Linked DNA regions of Homo sapiens: region 2 is linked to region 1. A link is an interaction called in ENCODE POLR2A ChIA-PET data of the cell type or tissue named here. Cell type or tissue: PC-3. All regions are shown on one strand. Links, peaks and the distances in the headings refer to the core of each region. The heading gives the core; the rest is flanking DNA.

The links. ChIA-PET counts read pairs that join two places held together with the same protein. Peaks named below come from ENCODE experiments on the same cell type or tissue, not always from the same donor. Only the 100,000 strongest peaks of a DNase experiment are listed, where the experiment ranks them.
Region 2: POLR2A ChIA-PET joins it to region 1 with 19 read pairs; 5 of 35 experiments call an interaction of 5 or more read pairs at or near these places.

Annotation. Positions count from the first base shown.
Region 1 is chr20:25,221,857-25,224,616 of GRCh38, forward strand. ENTPD6 (ectonucleoside triphosphate diphosphohydrolase 6) reads left to right here. Exons shown (of 15, transcript NM_001247.5): 12 at 982-1,122; 13 at 2,245-2,301. Among named protein-coding and RNA genes, the nearest start is that of PYGB, 25 kb to the right of the region's middle. RefSeq lists enhancers at 1-474, 475-1,234, 1,235-1,996 and a silencer at 2,047-2,228. In PC-3, for the core only: a CTCF peak has its summit at 1,485 (motif pointing right); a DNase peak (open chromatin) is centred at 1,555; H3K27ac peaks cover 2,369 bases.
Region 2 is chr20:25,377,486-25,380,505 of GRCh38, forward strand. All of the region lies in intron 1 of ABHD12 (abhydrolase domain containing 12, lysophospholipase), which reads right to left. Among named protein-coding and RNA genes, the nearest start is that of ABHD12, 12 kb to the right of the region's middle. In PC-3, for the core only: no CTCF peak of the experiment used is centred there; no DNase peak of the experiment used is centred there.

The DNA.
Region 1 (2,760 bases), core at 1-2,500:
GGTCCTTCCAAGTCAATCACCCACTGGTGCGTGTACCGGGGGGCCGCATCAGGCACAGCAGGACTGCACAGCTGTGTCCCACAGGAGGAGCCAGACAGTGAAGCTCATCGGGAAAGCCTTCCAAGAGAAATAACACGGGGCGGGGATCTGAGAGGGCGATCGCAGCTGTAACTAGGACAGCCAAGGACGGCCTCGTGGGGTAACATGGGATCTAAGACAGGAGGAGGTTTCAAGAAACTGCGCAGATCTGAAGCAGCAGCACCCCAGGCCGCACAAGCAGCACACACCGGGGCCCTCTGTCAGCTGCTGTGTTTAATGAACGAGGAGGAGGTGGTGTGGCTTGGTGGGGGACACCAGGAGGAAATGAGATCGAAGGGTTGGAGCATGGGTCTGTGGACCGTGGGAACCCTGGAAGCACTCGGAAGGATGGGGCCTGGTGGAGGAGGACTGGGAAAGCCGGGAAGCTGGGTCAAGGTGTGGGGTGTAGAGGCGCCCTCAGATGTCCACACGGTCCATTGGCCTCCGGGGTCCTCTGTTCCTGTTCTCCCTCAAGCCATGGGAGCTTGGCAAGTGAGCTGGGCCTCCACTTCCTTATCTATGACATAGGGAGGGTGCAGGCCCCCTGAGGAGGTGGGACTCCGGGCTGGCGGAGGGGGAATGTAGGGCAGATGGTCCCAACAGGCCAGAGGCCACTGGTGTCAGGCATCAGCAGCTTCCTCCTCAGAGTCCAGGTCTGCCGCTGCCTTCGTGCCCACGGTCTTCACTCCCTGCGCCGGGACCAACAATGCCCTGGCTCCTGAGGGCTGCTTTTGACCTGTGCGGGGAGCAGCCCCAACTTGGGGTGGGGTCTTACAGGCTTCTGGACCTGCCTTTTCCTGACAATTCAGGTCAGAGTCTCAAGTCCCCTGGGAGGGGCCCCAAGCAGCTGTGAGGCCTGGGTGCTCGGAGCCCACTGACCGCTAGCCTTGTGCTTGTCCCCAGCGGCAAGCCTGCACGAGCTGTGTGCTGCCAGAGTGTCAGAGGTCCTTCAAAACAGAGTGCACAGGACGGAGGAAGTGAAGCATGTGGACTTCTATGCTTTCTCCTACTATTACGACCTTGCAGCTGGTGTGGGCCTCATAGGTAAGGGGGCCCGGATGGGCTGAGCAGGAAGGTCGGGGCGGCAGGGGGCGGGGGTGGAGGGCGTGTGCTCCCCGAGGCAGAGGGCTGGTGGCAGGCAAGCAACCCTGTTGTCACATCCCTGCAGGAGGCCAGAAGCAGATTTGAGAAGGCGTCTCATCCTGAGTAGGAAAAGATCAGTTCTTTGAGCCCTTCAGTAAAACCTCGTGGCTGGTGACTTGCTGTTGATTCCAGTTCCTGCTGGAAGGCAGGTCCTGCCTTGCACTGGCCCACGTTGTCTCAGACTCAGCCACTCTGCCCTACCCTGCAGCCCTGGCTACAGGAGGCCTCCTGTGACCTGCAGGTGGCTGCCCTGTACCCATGGGAGGGATCAGCTCACTGAATGTGGAGTCTCTCTGACTCACCCTGCACAGCCCAGGAAGCCAGATTAGGGCGGAAAAAGGTATTCAGAGTTTGCTGAGGCTAGTGGTGGTCAGGCTGTGTGGGAACTCTGGAGGGGGTTGCAGAGTCACTATCATGGTGAGATCATCAGAATGTATGGCCTGTGGTACGGATAAGAACACTACTGTTTTAAATAAGCTGACACGGTGCCGGCTCTCTGGGCCCTGCAGCCTCCGGCGGGTCTCTGTGCTGACAAAGCTACCACTGACTGGGCCTGGGTGGAAGGTGGGTGGTCAAGGTGGAAGGCCACCAATAAACCACCCCTCAGTGTATTTTTCAAGAACTTTTTTTTTTTTTTTTTTACATTTAGGAAACTGATACCAGAATACTGTTGCTGAGCTCAGTTCTATGGCTTCAGGAAACATTTCAATTTCTCTACTTTTATTTTTCTTAACTTAAAATTTTACTCAATTTGGGGTCCTGGGTTCCTGGTGAGCTTTCTCGGGGGACACTGCAGGGTTGGGTTGTGGGGTGACCCTCTCAGCCCCCAAACCCACCCCACACCACATCACCCAGAAGCCGTCCTCAGAGCACGTGAGTGCCGCCTACAGCTGGAGGGCCTGCCTCAGAAGCCAGTCAGTGCCTTGGGGCTCTTGGGCTGGCGTTCCCCGTGCCAGCCTCACGTCTCAGTGGCATCGCCAACCTCACAGTGCTCCTGCAGACTGGGTGTTGTGTCTCCCACAGATGCGGAGAAGGGAGGCAGCCTGGTGGTGGGGGACTTCGAGATCGCAGCCAAGTACGGTGAGTGATGCTGCAGGGGCCATCTCAGCAGGGGCAGGCGCCCCGTGATGCTCGTGACGCAGGCGCTGGCCCTGACTCTCCTGGGTGTAGCCCCTCCTAAACAATGGCCACAGGCAGGGGCCTCGGCCCCAGCTGAGAAAGGACCACCGTCCTTGTCCCACCCTCATGGGGTCGTGAGGAACTGGGTCCCTCGATTCCACTTCCTCAGATGCCATTTTACTGCTACTAGGGTAACCCCAAGAGTGATTTCCCCTGGGATGTCCCAGTAAGTTCATGATTGTCACACAACCCTTAAGAAGCCAAGGCCCTACAGAATGGAGCCTGGGATGTGGGGTGGAGGGCTGTCCCCGGGGTCGCAGGTGACCAGCCCAGCAGACCCTGTGCCACACACTATGCCTCTCCACTGTCTCCTTCACGCCTGGCCCAGCAGCCAAGCCTTGGTGAACATGTCCTGCTCTT
Region 2 (3,020 bases), core at 265-2,764, 160 kb after region 1:
GGTGGGGACTCCGAAGAGTCCCAAGGTGGCTCAGGGCATCACATGGTAATGGGGATCAGAGGAGATGGCCACACTGCCTTTTACAACAGTGATAACTCTCATGATAACTAACCCAAACCCTCAATAAACCATTAATCTATGAATGGATTCATCCACTCATGAGAGCAAAGCCCTCATGACCCAATCACCTCCCAAAGGTCCCACCTCTAGTTTTTTTGTTTGTTTGTTTTGAGATGGAATCTTGCTCTGTCACCCAGGCTGGAGTACAGTGGCGTGATCTCGGCTCACTGCAACTTCTGCCTTCCAGGTTCAAGCGATTCTCCTGCCTCAGCCTCCCAAGTAGCTGGGATTACAGGCGTGTGCCACCACACCCAGCTAATTTTTGTATTTTTAGGATAGACGGGGTTTCACCATGTTGGCCAGGATGGTCTTGATCTCTTGATCTCGTGTTCCGCCCACCTCAGCCTCCCAAAGTGCTGGGATGACAGGCGTGGGCCACCGCGTCCGGCCAGGTCCCACTTCTTATATGTAGTTAGTACTACATTGAGGACCAAGATTCCAATACTTTCCAACACATGAAATTTTCGGGGACACATTTAAACCATTAAACCATCAAGCCATAGCAGATACCCTGAAGATAAATCAGTACATAAAAATGTCAGAGCAACACAGGAGTCTTTAAGAAAGGATAAATGTGAATGAAGGTAGACTAACCTTCTCCAGCCATCCCTGTATTTTCTCTTTGCCAAAGGCATCATCAAAGCCTGAGTATGCAAGAGCTGATGGTTGCCAAGCATAAAACATGACAGACAACTAGCTCCCTGAGGACAGGTACTATCTCCTTGTATCCCCAGGGCCTGGCACAACATCTGGCAAACAGCAGGAATACAGTAGCTACTGAATAAAATGACCTATGGGCACTTGGCATTGACAGGGCCACTTTCAGGTAGGAGCAATGTGGTTATCCAGGACCAGGAGTGGCAAAGGTCAAGGATGAAGGGGTAGGGCATATATGATGTACACATTATGAGGAGAAAAAAATAGTTGAAAGTTAAAAGCCATATCTATTCTAGTGATCTGAACTACCACATCAAAATGACCGGCATTGACCCTGAACATTCTTACCTTCCCATTACGAACAGTTCAGTCAATATACCCCAAGCTTTGTTTGAAGACTCCACCAGCCTGATAAGAACTGAAGATAATTTGAACTTTTTTTTTTTTTTTTTTTTACCATGAAGCTCAGGACAACTTCAGGCTTCAAGAACAAACCCTAAGTTTCAGCACCCCTGAGGTATGCGTGTATTCCCTCACTGACAGCCGTGTCCACGTTCACCTTTACAAACCCAAAAGTCCTGGCTTTCTCAGCCTTTCCCACACCAACACCCATCTGCCCTCTGCTCTCATTATGTCAGGACATTTTCTTATCCGCTAAACTTATCACAAGTGAATGAGGCAACTCAGCCCACAACTACCATATGAAGATTAATTCTATTTAACAATGAAGACACTTAGCAATCTGTGTACCAGCAAGCCCTGGGGGCCGAGAGTTCTGCCTGGTCCCACCTGATCACTCTGTCATGACCTCAGTTCATGTGAACCTTTCGCCCACCTTCGTCTCAAACCCAGCCCTGAGACCCTCCATGCTGGGATGTGTGCAGGGACCCCGTGCAGGCTTCCCAGAGCAGGGGAGCACTCAACTATGCAGAACATGTCAACTCCACAGATACACAGCAGGTCGTGACTGAAATGACTTCCCAAGGGAACTGTCCTTGTCATCCTTTTTAAAAACATTAAATGTCAGAAAGACGATATGAGAGCTCAGACTGCGCCCACGTGGGGAACTGAGAGAGAGAGGCCCAGTACCTCCTTTTCCCTCTGCCCTCCTAGCAGATGGCCTTGCTGCTTATTTCCTAAGGACAGCACAAGCACTCAGAAGAGAACTGGCAGATTCCTTCACCCACAAATAGATCAACTTACCCATGTCTTTCCCCACAGCCTTGGCCTTCCTTCCTATCTGAGGGGAACTCCTCTGCTCAGCCTCAGAACACTGGGTCCCATCCCTTCTCACAGGCCCAGAGACATCACTGCACCTACTCTGTCCCATGCCGTCCATCTTCTCCTCTCCCCTGGATTATTCCCATGCACACTCCAGACTGCTCTAATATTGCACAATTATGATATCATAATTATCAATATAATAGGCTGCTTGAAGTTATCCTATAGCATAGTGATGCTTTTATTTATTTATATATTTTTTTGAGACAGGGTGTCACTCTGTTGCCCAGACCAGAGTGCAGTGGCTTGATCATGGCTCACACAGTCTTGACCTCCCGGGCTCAAGCAATCATGCACGCCATGCCTGGCTAATTCTTTTTTTTTTTGGTCTAGATGAGGTCTCCCTTCATTGCCCAGGCTGGTCTCAGATTCCTGGGCTCAAGTGATCCTCCTTCTTTATCCTCCCAAAGTGCTAGGATTACAGGTATGCTGGGATTACAGGCATGGCAGGAGTACAGGTGTGTGCCACCGCACCTGGCCTTGTAACGATGCTTTTGAAAATTTGTTTGGTTCTCTTTTCCCCAGGTTTCACATTGAATAGTTGAGCCCTTTCTTTAGCAGTGTTTAATCTGCCCTTCAGTGTAATTCCCTTCAGTGTAACCTTTATCTCACACATTGTGGTTTTCATCTTTAGAAATTCCATTTCAGTAATTTTCAGGTTTTCCATAACTCCACTTAACTTCTGGAACACATGGAATACAATTACCATTGAGTGGTTTCTTTTGTTGTTTTTTTGAGATGGAGTTTCGCTCTTGTTGCCCAGGCTGGAATGCAATGGCGCGATTTTGGCTAATATATCACATAACTATCATAATATCATAATTATCAATATAGTGGGCTGCCTGAAGTTGTCCTATGGCATAGTGATGCTTTTATTATTTATTTATTTTTTGATATCTAATATCACTGCTAAGAAAACTCACCCCCTCCAGCCATCCCTCCCTGTCTTTCCCCCTTTACTG